Regions from separate parts of the Homo sapiens genome. Here regions 2 and 3 are each linked to region 1. The links are chromatin loops, found by intact Hi-C in ENCODE. Cell type or tissue: heart left ventricle. All regions are shown on one strand. Each heading gives the region's core, and the rest is flanking DNA. Links, peaks and the distances in the headings are about the cores only. Region 1 overlaps GNG12 (G protein subunit gamma 12). Region 2 holds the start of LOC105378780 (a long non-coding RNA gene). Region 3 overlaps GNG12-AS1 (GNG12, DIRAS3 and WLS antisense RNA 1).

Region 1 (4,861 bases), core at 1,168-3,667:
TCCTGGGAGGGTAGGGTGTTAAATATAGTAAAATGTTTACATTTGAGGAACCCAAATCTGGGTGCTTTGCGACTATTCTCTAAGTCTGAACTTATATCAAAATAAAAGTTAAAACATGATGCTTATAAAGACTTTATAATCACATAGGGAAATGCTTTTGCTAGAACGGAGCAAAATATAAAGTTGTGCAGCAGAGTATAATTTAGACTACCTTAAAAACTCAATCTGATCAAGGTTTCCTTTGATTTTTTAAAAAAGGAAGAACAAAAACTCCCAAGAAAATATTAGAAGGAAATATAACAGCATGTTAACTTTTACCTTCTGTTCACTTTAATTATATTTTACAAATTTTTCACTAAATTGCATGTATTTTGTGAAAAATTAGGGGAAAAAAATTAGGGAAAAAAACTTTAAAAAGAGATAAACGCTAATGCTCAAAAATCTGAGTGAATCTTACTCTGCGTCTTTACCACCACATACCCCATTCCAGTAGAAGGATGCCATATATGTATGTATGCATGTAGAAGGTATATATGTACATAAATACATACTCTTTTAAACTTTTCTCTTGTTTTTCTTTACTTTTTGTATTATTTTCCCTCAAAATAATTTCTTGTATTTTGAGGGAAATCCTGTATTGGGCAGGATTATAAATGAGATGACCTCTTAAGCCTCTTCTAGCCTTACAGTTCCTTGCCTTCCTTTCCAGCTCTTTGGGAATCAGCACCTCCTCAATCCAGAGGCTGTGCTAGCTAGGTACTGAGTACGTAAGGATGGTTAAGCCACCCCACTTCATCTTTTAGAGATGTTTCAAGTCCATGGGGTAGGCAGATAAACAAGTCAGTGATTACAATCTTGTGTTAGGTACTGGGCAAATGTGGCAGTTCCTACTGTGGACAGCCTTGGGTTGGGGGCGGTGGTGGTGGTCAGGCAAAAGAAGGTATTGATCTGTAGCCCTAGAAAGTTCAGTGAGAGCTTGCCATTTGGAAAAGCTAGCAGAGCATTCTAGGCTAAACATTGCAGCATATCTAATGTATGTTCTCACCAAGACCCACTGGAGTATCATTCTGGAGGCCCTGAACAAAGAGGCCAGAGTCTTACAAGACCTGGGAAGCTCTAGGTCCCACTGGGTCTGCTTTCCTGGGTGTGGGAGAGAGTGGTCTGACTGCAGGTGGCAGGAGTTGCTTTCTTTGGTCCTGGAGTGGAGCCGTGATTAAACTCAATGTCCCCATTTCCCATTTGCAGGATCACTGAGAGAGTTTTCCTGATTGCCCCTGCCTCTCTCCCTGCACCCTCCCTCACCCGACAGAAAGCGGATGGTGTGCACATACCCTCAGGGAGGGTAAGGGACTAAGGGTTAACGGGAATACCTCGTTGGAGAGTTTGCCGATCTCGGATATACCCTGCTGAACTGTTGGAAATGTGTTTTATTTATTTGGAATCATAAAACCAAAGAGCCAAGTCGACCTGCACTTGACCTTGCAGGCTTTGTAGATACTTCTAGGGACCCAGAATTACCCCAAAGCAATGTTGTTATTGAACAAGATGCCCCCTGTTTCCCTAGACAGTAACTCATCATTGAACCATTTGCCTGGACCCATTATCCATTCCCTTCATGAGAGCCTGAGGACACCAATACATAAGGTTTAAATCCACCATTCAACAAAATCAGACAGAACAGAGATTCAGGATGCTACAGCTGAGTGAGGTTGGAAGCCTCTCTGTTTATCTTGGAAATCTTTTAAACTATTTTAGAGCATGATTTTTCACTCAGTTATTATTTGTATCTTAAAGCTGTCTCATAGGTTGTGAAGAAGATTGCCTGAACTGAGAAATTCAGGGCGTGGCACAGAGTAAGCATTCAATAACTTCCAGCTGTTATTCATAAATATTGACCAGCACAGTGTATAGAGAGGGAACACTAGACTCTTGGTCAGGAAAACCGACCAAGGTCTAATCCCAGCTTTACCCCAGAATCCTAGAAGTGAAGGGAAACTGATCTGGAAAGAGGTCTTAGAAATCTTCCAGTATCTAGCACAACTTTATTTCAGAAACTTAGACCTAGAAAGGCATAGGAGCCCTGTTTGTTACCCACAACTTAAATGTTCTCCTGCACATTTTCAAAGCAAGAATAATAATCGCACCCCCATTATAGGATTGTTTCAAGTCAAGGATGAAGCGAGTTGGTGTACATGAAACTCTTGAAGCAGAGTCCTTAATACATATTAGCTGGTATTGTTATTGTGGATTCTCTGTTTATCTTCCCCTCCTATTTGACTGCAAGGATCGAGACGTGTCCTCCTTGCTTACTGTCATGTCCCCGGCATCTGGCACAGTGCCTTACTCAGGAGGTGCCCAGTCAATGTTTGTTGAATAACTGAAGAAAGTATCTTGCTGAGGATCAAATTTAGGCCAAGTCTGAATCAGAATACGAGTTCTAACACTAAGGTTCAGTATTTCCACACAGTTCTACATTAGCTTTGACTTTAGGCAAGTCGCTTCATTTCTCTGTGCCTTGGTTTCTTTGCCTTGAACACGATCCATCAGGTTTTTCCTGGTCATGAGCAACGTGTGTCTTAAAGCTAAAGACACACATCACCCGTCCATCAGCCTTTTCGGGCAACCCATGTTTGTGCTCCACTGGCCACTAGGTGTCGTGGTTGGTCAAATATCAGAGAAAGCAAAAAATAAATAAAAATAAAAATAAATTGAACTGATTGACCTACCAACCTACCAAATGATGGGAGTGAGCTTATACAGTTATTGGAAGCTAGTTACCTCTGGATGAGTTGGCTGAGTTGCCTTGGAAACTCAGGGAGTTGCCCAGGATTTGCATGCGTGGACTTTGAAGCAAAGCATAGATTAGAGCCCACAGCTGTACTCACACCAGCTAGCACCTTGGACTCACTGGAACGTCACAGGGCCTTGGTTTCAGTAATGTAATGCATGTAACATGCTCAGCACTTCGCCACAGTGAAGGAAGAGCACTACAAAGTTAGTGGTTATGAGGGCTACTTCTGGTATTTGATACTGTAAAATGCTGCTTTTCTGTTCCTTGCCACGCCAACTGCTAAAGCTTTGAAGGCTTTCTGCCTTGCTCCCTGCTTTACAAAGCCAAATTTTTAAATAGCCCCTTAAACAGTAGAGTGGACAGGGTATCAGTATCAGGTTAAAAGGGCAGCCTAGAATATTTGGAGGGACACCAGAACTCCTTGGAATGTCACTGTGGAGCTTAGTCAACACAAAGCAGAGTGTTTTATACATGACTGGGACCCAGAGTGGAGGGAAGTGAGTGAGCATTGTTGAAAAATGGCCTTCACTGAAATTGCTCAAGTAAGGGTTTTCTTTGTTACATGGACTGTCATTTAGATCTAGGTGCCTTCTTTTTAAAATAATTTGGGGAAGCTTCTAGGAATAACAATGACTAGTATTTATTGCACACTTACTATGTATAAGGTATTATACAAAACATCATACTTGCATGATTTCATTTAACTCTCACAGCAACTCTTTGAGGTACATATAGTTCTTATGTCCATTTTGTAGATGAGGAAATTGAGGTGCACCAAGATTATAATAATTACAGCCAACAGATATTCGCAGGTCACACAGGGAATGGGTGAAAGAGTCCGAACACAAACCCAGGCCTACCTGATTCCAGAATTCGTTTTCTTAATGGCTACACTGTATTGTCTCCCACAGTACTTTGGATGCAGTTAGGCACTTGACCAGTGTTTACTGAGGTGAATAGTTCTCAGACTATAGTTAGCCAACACAGAGAAGACTGCCTACGCAGGAACCATAGAGATCTTGACACTCCTCCCACCCAAAGCCACATGCCCTCTGGCCTCCATTAGTACTGTGGGATGTATATGCTGTTCCATGTGCTGGATTTCACCCCTAACTTCTTAAAACATTTTTTATTGTTGTATAATAGTTGTGCATATTTGGGGGATACATGTGGTATTTTGATCATGTATACAATGTATAATGATCAAATCAGGGTAATTGGGCTGTCCATCACCTCAGACATTTATCTTTTGTTTGTGTTGGGAACATTGCACATTTTTTTAGCTGTTTTGAAATATACAATAAATTGTTGTTGACTCTAATTTTTCTACTGTACTGTCAGATACTAAAACTTATTCTTTCTCCCTAACTGTATTTTGGGACCCCTTAACCAACTTTTCATCCCCCCCTTCCCTTCCCAGCCTCTGGTAACCACCATTCTAGTCTCTACCTCCATGAGGTCTACTTTTTTAGCTCCCATACATCACTCCTAACTTTTTGTTGGTAATAAGGTATTCCTCCATTGGAGCAATCAGGAAAAGGCAAATGTTTTTAAGACACGCTTCCACAGGGAGCATCTTAGCTGATTTTATTTGCTTCATGTTTTTCTCTCAAGGACTTTTTTGGGTGGGTTTGTTCTATAGTTGTATCCAACCTCATCTTTCAAGCATCTAAAAGCCAGGGCTGACAGGTTACCAGGGATGAGCCCAGCCCTCTCTGCTGTACTATCAATGTGTGCTCCAGTGTGCATATAGCAGCCACTCAGCCCCTGTCCAGCATGCTCCCCAATCCTGACACCAGGCCAATGCCAAGCTGTGTGAAGAGCAGAGAGGGGTCTGCTGCCCAGGTTAGCGAGCTGGCCGCTGCTACCAGCCAATAGTATTTCATCGTCATGGCGAAATACTAGGTCTGAGGAGGGATAGCAGGACCCAGGCCACATTAATCCTTCTCCAGGTGTATTAGTTCAGTCCCAAGGGTTTGGTTGTTTGTTTATTCTAATGTGTTGCTGCAATAGGAAACCCAAAGCTAGGGCTGGACGCAGTGGCTCACACCTGTAATCCCAATACTTTGG
Region 2 (4,861 bases), core at 1,301-3,800, 200 kb after region 1:
ACAGGAAATAAATCTTGTAGAGAGCAAAACAATGAAAGCAAAACTCGTCATATGCCACGTTTAACCAATTTCTTCTCTTGGGTTTCTACTTCACACGGCAGCGTCCGTTTCTGCTTTATTTTCATATCTCCCATAGTTTCCAGTGTGGTTAGAAAACCACCCAGGACCACACAGCTACTAAATGCAGGAACAGGGGTTTGAACCTAGACCATTTGATTCCACACCCTGCCTGCTTACTCCCTGCCCCACAAGGCCTAACCTCCCCTTACAGAATATGCCTTGAGGACAGGCATCACCTCCTAACCTACTCCTAGCCATGGCCAGCACCTAGCAGCTAGCACACAATAATCAGTACCCAGTGATAGACACGATAGGCTTGCTGCCTGACGTTACATGTTTTCATGTAATCTCTTCTCTTCAGAGTTGATTAAGTCAGGTTTGAATTGATGAGAGGCTGAAATATTCATTCATTCATTCATTCAGTGAGTCAGTCACTTATTCATCAAATGTATACTGAGTGCCTTACCTGTATCAGGCACTCTGCTAGGTGCTTGGGGTATGAAAATGAATAAGCAAACTCCCTGAACTCAAAGTGCTTAGGGTCTATGTCAGGGAGGCAGTGCAGGGGTTCTCCATCTTGGATGAACATTTTTTGTGTGGGGTAGGGGAGATGGAGTCTCACTCTTGTCATCTAGGCTGGAGTGCAATGGTGTGATCTCGGCTCACTGCAACCTCCTCTTCCCAGGTTCCAGTGATTCTCCTGCCTCAGCCTCCTGAATATCTGGGATTACAGGCACCCACCACCACGCCTGGCCAATTTTTGTATTTTCAGTAGAGACGGAGTTTCACCGTCTTGTCCAGGCTGGTCTCGAACTCCTGATCTCAGGTGATCCGCCCGACTAGGCCTCCCAAAGTGCTGGGATTACATGCATGAGCCACCACACCTGGCCCCGGATGAACATTTTAATCTCCTGGGGAGCTTTTTAAAAAATGCTGATACCTGAATCTCACTCCAGTGATTCTGATTTAATTGTTATGAGATAGGACCCTCAGATATTTTTCTGCTTGTTTTTTTTTTAAGAATAAACTTTTTACTTAGATGACCTTGAGATTTACAGAATTATTACAAAGATAGTACAGAGTATATAATTCCTGTATACTCCACCCCGCCATTTCTCTTATTGTTAACATCTTACATCAGTGTGGTACATTTGTTACATTTAATGGATCAATATTGATATATTTTTATTAACTGAAGTCTATGTTTTATTTAGAATTCTTTGTTTTTCTTTTAATGTCTTTCTTCTTTTCCAGGGTCCCATTCAGGGTCCACATTACATTTAGTCGTCAGGTCTCCTTAGGCTTCTCTTGGCTGTGACAATTTCTTGGCTTTGGGTTTGTTTGTTTGTTTGTTTGAGTTCCTCAGATTCTAATATATAGCTAGGGTTGAGAGCTTTTGGTCTAGGGACACGAGCATGGAAACTCTAGACATAGGCCATCTGGGTTCCAGTCCTGGCTCGACTGCTTATTAGCTCTGTGACCTTGGTCCAGTCAAGCAACCCCTCGGAGCCTCTATTTTCTCATATGTAAAAAGGAGGTATTAGGAAGAACTACCCCATAAGTTGTGTGAAGATTCATTCACGGCAGTGTTTCCCAACTTTTCATGCCATGGCATCCAGAGAAAATACATGGTATTTTTTGTTTGTTTGTTTGTTTTTTGAGACAGAGTCTTGCTCTGTCACCCAGGCTGAAGGGCAGTGGCACCATCTCAGCTCACTGCAACCTCCGCCTCTCAGGTTCAAGCGATTTTCGAGCCTCAGCCTCCCGAGCAGCCGGGATTACAGGCGTGTCCCACCTTTTTGTATTTTTAGTAGAGACAGAGTTTCACTATGTGGCCAGGCTGGTCTCAGACTCCTAGCCTCAGGCAATCTGCCCACCTCAGCTTCCCAAAATGCTGGGATTACAGGTGTGAGGCACCGCACTTGACCAGAAAATAGTATTTGCATTAGGTATTAACATAATTCACAAAACAAATGATAGTGGCATAAATGGATGAATCTACTCATAGCCAGTGGTAAGGTGATGAAAAATTGAGGCACATATGTCACCTGCAGTCCTGGTATGCCATGTTAGAAAGTTCTGCGTTGTCACATGTAAAAGCACTTGGATGCTGCCTAGGCCAGTGTGAACCCTCCATGTTTGCTATAAATAATACAGAAAGAGACAAACCTGTGAACAGCAAGCAGCACTGCAGCTGGGGCCAGTGATAGCGGCCAGTGCCAGGTTCTTCAGTGGCCCATTTGTAGTGACCTAGTGTGTCTCTCCAAAGGGAATGTTCATCTCTTACTGCAGCAGGAAGGAGCTGCTCTCACTTCCTGTTGGACTCTGGGTGACCTGCTAGGGACAAACCCCATGATACTTCAGCACACTGTGAGAAACAAGAGTAGCCAGGCCGCTGGCACCTGAGGCACACAGAAGCTGCCAGCAAATGAAACAGAAGACTCAGGAGCCTCCAACTCCGTGCAGCCCTCCTGCCACCTGCCTGCCTCTCTGGCGCCACCGTCTGGTGTTGTCTGGGTGTTTTATGACCACCAGTACCTGCTAAGAGGCTGATTTTTTTTCCCTGGAGATTTTTTTTCCTTTATGGAGAAACTTAAGGCTTGGGGACATATAATAAAACTAATATCTTGGGAGGAAAACATCAAAATCCACAATAGAAAAAGAAGTTAACACTGTCTGGGCCGTAGCAGAACCCAGAAAACATATTCATATAATTGAAAAAGTCTACAGCTTCATAATTGACCTTTTGAAACAAAATGGCCTATCATAGTTGCCATCTGTGGTTCTTGACACTGAGGTTCATAGGATAAGCTATGAAGTCTTCAAGTCTTGAGGTGAATTCCTCAAGGGGTTATTTGGCTTTGCAGTCAGTTTTTCTTGACTAAGAGATATCAGCAGCAACTGCACCCACCTCCTGGGCAGCTTCTCTCCTGCCACAATGAGCCTGTAGAACGCCGTGGCTCATCCAGTTTGGACCTGAGAAACTTGGGGGGCTCCAGCATCAGCAGCAGCTCAGAGTTGTTAGTCTCTGGCAGCATTCTTATCATCTTTCCAGCCAGGTTTGAATGCATTGTTTGGATGAGCGGGAGCAAACATTCTCCCAGCATCTGCTTCTGTTCATAGGTGGGGGGCTGTGCCAGTATGCAGCGGTTCCACAGCTCCTGCCCCTGCAAGTGGACCTCAGCCTGGATGCCTGCAGAGGCCATACCACAGGATGAGGGCTGCAGATACTGCAGGCTTATTTGTATGGTGCAATAATGCTGGTCATTTTGACCCCAGCCAAGTTTTGTTACTTCAAAGTTGATCTCAGAATCAAGTTCCTGGTTCTAGCGTTCCAGTCCATCTTAAGTAACAGGAAGCCTTATTTTCTTCACATTTGCTAGCTGTGTATTTCCTGAGGCTGAAGAAACTAGAGATGGGAAGGACTGTTAACTCGACAGGGTTCTCTGCAATTGACCCACAAATGTGCCAGCACCATCCCTATCTGACAGTTCTTATGCCTCTGATACCCAGAGAGACTCATGGATGATTCAAAAATAGTGACAAGGCCAGGTGCAGTGGCTCATGCCTGTAATTGCAACACGTTGGAAGGCTGAGATGGGAGGATTGCTTGAGCCCAGGATTTCAAAACCAACCTGGTCAACATAGCGAGACCCCCGTCTCTACAAAAAAAATTAAAAGTTATCCAGGTGTACTTGTGCGTGCCTGTAGTCCCAGCTATTCAAGAGGCTGAGGCGAGAGGATCGCTTGAGTCCAGGAGCTCGAGGTTGCAGCAAACGGTGATCATGCCACTGCACTCCAGCCTGGGCAGACTCTCAGAAAAAGTCATAAATACTGATGTGCAGAAAAGATTTCTCACCATTATAAAGCATGTTCTTCCTGTGTTCCTCCTCTTACAGTGAAATGCATACATGGCGAGAGTTTTTGTTTTTTTGTTTGTTTTTGAGACGGAGTCTCGCTCTGTCGCCGCACTGGAGTGCAGTGGCGCAATCTCGGCTCACTGTAACCTCCACCTCCCGGGTTCAAGTGATTCTCCTGCCTCAGCCTCCTGAGTAGCTGGGACTACAGGCGCCCGCCACCACGCCCAGCTAATTTTTGTATTTTTAGTAGAAACGGGGTTTCACCATCTTGGCCAGGATTGTCTTGATCTCTTGACCTCGTGATCCACCCATCTCAGCCTCACAAAGTGCTGGGATTACAGTCGTGAGCCACCGCGCCCAGCCAATGGCAGGAGTTTCATAGTTGGCAGAGCCGGGTTCAAATTTTAGCTGTGCTGTGTGACCTTAAGTAAATTTTTTAACCTCCCTGAGCCTCCATTTCCTCATTTGTAAAATTAGGCTGCAAATACCATCTTGAAAGGGTTGTGTTGGGAGAATCAGGAAGGACAGACAAGTGCTAAACAGAACGCCTGGCTCGGAGTCACATCGCAACCAACAGTAACCTAGCCTATGGTTCTTTCCACCACAACTTTGGGAGGCGGGATGGGTATTCTCCCCACTTTATAGATGAAGAAATTGAAGTTCCGAGATTTCAAGTGACTGATCCATGTGAGTGGCAGAGCCTGCTGGGGCTCAAACTTAGGTTTTCCAGACACCGAATCCAGGGCCCTTTCCTCACACTACGTGCAAACTGCCTACTCTTCTCCCTGCTCCAAGGTGGCAGGCACTGGGCTGAGGCTGAGATCATGTGGCTGGAGAAACCACCCACGGTCAGAGAGAGCCAACGCAGAGACTAGAAGATCCACCAGACAGGCGTGAGCTGGACGCCCGGAGCGCGGGAGTGAGGACCCAGACGCAGGGTG
Region 3 (4,861 bases), core at 1,229-3,728, 250 kb before region 1:
ATATACCACTGGTCTGCAAGAGCAGTAAGGCCATTCATTCATTTGCTCGAACAATTTAGGTCCATCTTTTTCACCTGTAACTGATGAGGTCGCTGCCCTGGTTTGCTGCCACATCGCTTTTCTCCCTTCTTCTCTCCTCCAGAAGAAGGATGAGAGCCCAGAGCTGTGCCTGCTGCAGGTGGAAGGGAGCAGACAAGAAGCAGTTCCTGAGCACCGACTATGCGCCAGGCTTCATGCCAGGTGCTGTTCATCCCCTATCTCATTTCATCCATACACAGCAATTCCTTTCCTGTTTTGCTGATTAAGAGATCTAAGTGGCATTTTTTACATGAAAAATACTAAACATATTAGAATCAAAGTATATGTATTCTCTATTCTGACTGCCCCCGTGCTGGATCCAACCTCATCATCTTTCACATGATAAGAACCACTTTACAGTAACTTAGACTCCGGTCTTCCTCCCAACTATTGCATCCTCCATTACCACCAGAGTCATCTGGAAAAAGCACAAACATGATTGGGTTTCTCCTCTGCTTTGAAACATTCCCTGGCTCCCCATTGCCTGAAGTTAAGTTAACAGAGAGTGAGGGAGGCATGGTACAAGATGAGGCTGGCAGATGAGTCATGCTAAAGACTGTGGACTTTTGTGAGGGCAGAGAGAATCTCTTTTAAGGCTTAAATAACCTATCTAGTGTTAAGCAGACAGTAGCTCAGTAAAGAATGAAAACAATCATGCTTGAAGCACAATAATAAAAGAGTGCTATTAGAGCAATGGCAGAGGAGGGAGGTGATTCATTATACTTTTGCTGGGGGAGCAGCAATGGGGGCGGTGAAGACTTCACAGAAGGGGGTTGGGCTGGGTTTGGTGGTGAACAGAGGGGTCCCTCTAAAAAAATTGACAGCAACCTGCACAAAGCCACTGAAAGGCAAAAGCTGTGGCTCTGGCTGCCCCAAGGACACACAGCAGCCTATAGACTCTTTCTCTCAGGACTCTACAGAGCAGCATAGCAATAAGCAATGATTTGTTATAGCTCTGCTGTCAGGCAGCTTACCTAAATGTTAGCACCCACATGAACTGCATAATGATTTCTGAAACTCAATTTCTCCACTAATACAAGCAAACAGATTTAGTTACAGTTAGAGAGGGTTTGGGGGAAAGGCAGCCTCTAGAGAGAGGCCAAGACTACCCCCTCCATCGCCCCGACTCCGTCTCTGTGGAGCACTAAAGTACTGATTTGGATCAAGACCAAGGAGGATAGAGGCTCAGGGTTGGAGCAGAGATTTCAGTGTGATAAGGAAAATGATTTAAAAAAAAAACAACCCTGGAATCTGAATGTTAGATCTTCAGCTTTCCCTTTTTTGTCTTCTACATTTGGCTTTGGAAATATCTCTTCTCTCATGAGGCTAAGGAAGGGGTATCCATGTCCTGGGAAGGTCAAGTAGACACCACAAGGGTACCACAACATAGGGGATCAGGGGAAGGGAGGCTTCATTTGTCTTCTGAGGCATTTCCTAGCCTAGACCTTAAGCTAAAAGTGCAAAGAGAGTCCTTAACATTTTCCCAGTTCTGCTCATTGGGACTAAGAGCTCTACAGAGAAATTAGGTTCAAATCACAGCTGATAATGAAAAGAAACCATTTGTTCAGGTTCATTTTCTATGTATCTTGCCCTTGAAACTTAGCAGTCCAAGGTCAGCGGTAGTTGGAGATTGTCCTTTGTCCCAAAGTTTAGAGTTGCCACCTCCCAGGACCACATAAAGAAACAGGAGGACTCAAATTCAGGTCTTGTGATTGATTTCTCTGGGGCATTGGCACTGCTAACACAGGAGCCCACAAAAGGCTCTAGAAGCACGGGCAGGGAAGCAGAGTCAGCTTCAACTCCTGCATTCATCCAGGAGCAGAGCTCCTACTGATAAATACAAATTGATGCATTCTAGGCCACCTGGGCCTCTTGGATTGCTTACTCCTGTTCTTGCAGCTTCTCTAAGCTTGGGCATGCATTTAGTCAGTCCATAAGTGTTACTTTTCGGTAGACAGGTTTTTGCAATATACTCCTAAGGAAATGAGATATGCTCATCTTCCAGAGTATTCTAACTCACTTCCTGTGGTCTTTGTTTTGTGCAGGAAATACAAGGATAAATGGAAGGCAATTCAGATAACCAGGGCTTTCAGCATGGGGCTTATTGTCAGAACTTGGAAAAAAACGTATTTATTGAGGGAAAAAGGTACAGATAAGAAAATGGCAACTCCAAGAGGTTAATAGATGATCGGTAGACGGATGTAATGTAAAATGTGAGACAGAGTATTACTCTTACTCTATATACCAACCCTACACTGTCTGTGTAACTGAACCTACAATTATATATAAATACATTTATAAATATTTACTTTCAAAATATTTATGGTAATTCAACCCTCCTCTTCAAACTCAGTGTTATAGTGCTAATTCAGGCAATTAATATCTCTTTAATTTGTCTATTACAAGAACCTCCAGCTCCTTCTTCCTCTACCTAGCCACCAGAGGGTGTATTTATCTAAAGCAAGCATGATCATATTACTACCTTGCTTAAACCATTCAATGGCTCTCTGTGATTCTATTTTACCTATTTGACTAGCCTATACTCCCCAGTTATTCAATTAAACACAAATCTAGGTGTTGCTGTGGAAGGTATTTTATACATATGATTAAAGTCCATAATCAGTTGACTTTGAATCAGGGAGATTATCCCAGCTCTTCTGAGTGGGCCTGATTCAATCAGTTGAAAGGCTGTAAGAACAGAACTGGGGCTTCCCTGATGAAGAAGAAACTCTTTCTATGTACAGAAGCTTTAGCTTATTCCCTAGATTTCCAGGCTTCTCTTCTCATAGCCTGTCCTTCAGGTTTTGGCTTGTCTAGCCTGCCCCTACAATAACTTAAGCCAATCGCTTGCATTAAATCTCTTAATATATTTATTGAGATAGATAGATATATCTTACTGGTTCTGTTTCTGTGATTGAACACTGATTTATACACTCATCATAACTCATAAGATGAGATTCAAAGGGTAGAGGCCTTTTTGACCCTGGCAAAGGTGTTTAAGCAAAACTTCTGATGAATTATTGGCTGGCCACTGAGCTATGCCAACTCAGCAGTGAACCCATGAAAGCCAGATGTAAAATTTTTTAAACAATTTTTTAGAGAGCAGCTGAGCAGCCAGCAGAGACTATACTATGAGAGAAACAGACTCCAGAGAATTCATTCAAAAAATGTCTGGGCACAGTGGCTTACGCCTCTAATCCCAGCACTTTGGGAGGCTGAGGCAGGTGGATCACCTGAGGTCAGGAGTTCAAGACCAGCCTGGCCAACACGATGAAACCCCGTCTCTACTAAAAGTACAAAAATTAGCTGTGCGCGGTGGTGTACACCTGTAATTCCAGCTACTCGGAAAGCTGAGGCAGGAATTGCTTGAACCTGGGAGGCAGAGGTTGCAGTGAGCCGAAATCATGCCACTGCACTCCAGAGTGGGTAACAAGAGCAAAACAACACTTCCAAAAAGAAAAAAAAAAAGAATTAATTCAAAAAATAAAGAAACAAACAAAAACAACAACAAATGGATTCCATTACAAGATGGCCAAATGGGAACAGCTCCAGTCCGCAGCTCCCAGCATGATCAACGCAGAAGATGGGTGATTTCTGCATTTCCAACTGAGGTGCCTGGCTTATCTCATTGGGACAGGTTGGACAGTGGGTGCAGCCCATGGAGGGTGAGCCGAAGCAGGGTGGGGTGTCGCCTCACGTGGGAAGCACAAGGGGTCAAGGGATTTCCCTTTCCTAGCCAAGGGAAGTTGTGACAGATGGTACCTAGAAAAACAGGACACTTCCACCCAAATACTGCACTTTTCCAATGGTCTTAGCAAATGGCACACCTGAAGATTATATCTGGTGCCTGAATTGGCAGGTCCCACACCCATGGAGCCTTGCTCACTGCTAGTGCAGCAGTCTAAGATTGGCCAGCAGCCTGGCAGCGGGAGGGGCAACCACCATTGCTGAGGCTTGAATAGGTAAACAAAGCGGCTGGGGAAGCTTGAACTGGGCAGAGCCCACTGCAGCTCCGCAAGGCCTACTGCCTCTGTAGACTCTACCTCTGGGGGCAGGGCATACCTGAACAAAAGGGAGCACAAACTTCTGCAGACTTAAAAATACCTGTCTGACAGCTCTGAAGAGAGCAGTAGTTCCCCCAGCATGGTGTTTGAGCTCAGAGAATGGTCAGACTGCCTCCTCAAGTGGGTCCCTGGCCCCCTTGTAGCCTAACTGGTAGACACCTCCCAGTAGGGGCTGACTGACACCTCATACAGGCAGGTACCCCTCTGGGATGAAGCTTCCAGAGGAAGGATCAGGCAGCAATATTTGCTGTTCCGCAGCCTCCGCTGGTGATACCCAGGCAAACAGGGTCTGGAGTGGACCTCCAGCAAACTCCAACAGACCTGCAGCTAAAGGACCTGACTGTTAGAAAGAAAACTAGTAAACAGAAAGGAATAGCATCAACATCAATAAAAAGGACATCCACACCAAAACCCCATCTGTAGATCACCAACATCAAACACCAAAGGCAGATAAAACAACAAAGGTGGGGAGAAACCAGAGCAGAAAAGCTGAAAAATTCTAAAAACCAGAGCACCTCTTCTCCTCCAAAGGATCGCAGCTCCCCACCAGCAATGGAACAAAGCTGGACGGAGAATGACTTTGATGAGCTGACAGAAGTAGGCTTCAGAAGGTCGGCAATAACAAACTTCTCTGAGCTAAAGGAGGATGTTCGAACCCATCGCAAGGAAGCTAAAAACCTTGAAAAAAGATTAGATGAATGGCTAACTAGAATAAACAG

The links. Hi-C counts contacts between places; a loop is a spot of excess contacts. Peaks named below come from ENCODE experiments on the same cell type or tissue, not always from the same donor. Only the 100,000 strongest peaks of a DNase experiment are listed, where the experiment ranks them.
Region 2: a loop joins it to region 1, with 11 times the contacts of the local background. A loop is called at or near these places in 85 of 110 quality-filtered maps.
Region 3: it touches region 1 in a loop (3-fold over the local background); 23 of 110 quality-filtered maps call a loop at or near these places.

What each region holds. Positions count from the first base shown.
Region 1 is chr1:67,758,232-67,763,092 of GRCh38, reverse strand. The region is part of intron 2 of GNG12 (G protein subunit gamma 12); the gene reads left to right. The region is part of intron 1 of LOC105378781 (a long non-coding RNA gene); the gene reads right to left. Among named protein-coding and RNA genes, the nearest start is that of GNG12-AS1, 72 kb to the left of the region's middle. In heart left ventricle, for the core only: a CTCF peak has its summit at 2,650 (motif pointing right); no DNase peak of the experiment used is centred there; H3K27ac peaks cover 374 bases.
Region 2 is chr1:67,559,528-67,564,388 of GRCh38, reverse strand. It overlaps LOC105378780 (a long non-coding RNA gene), which reads right to left and starts at 2,341. Exons shown (of 4, transcript XR_947474.4): 1 at 2,230-2,341. In heart left ventricle, for the core only: a CTCF peak has its summit at 2,564 (motif pointing left); a DNase peak (open chromatin) is centred at 2,538; H3K27ac peaks cover 382 bases.
Region 3 is chr1:68,007,958-68,012,818 of GRCh38, reverse strand. All of the region lies in intron 1 of GNG12-AS1 (GNG12, DIRAS3 and WLS antisense RNA 1), which reads right to left. Among named protein-coding and RNA genes, the nearest start is that of DIRAS3, 40 kb to the left of the region's middle. In heart left ventricle, for the core only: a CTCF peak has its summit at 2,504 (motif pointing right); no DNase peak of the experiment used is centred there.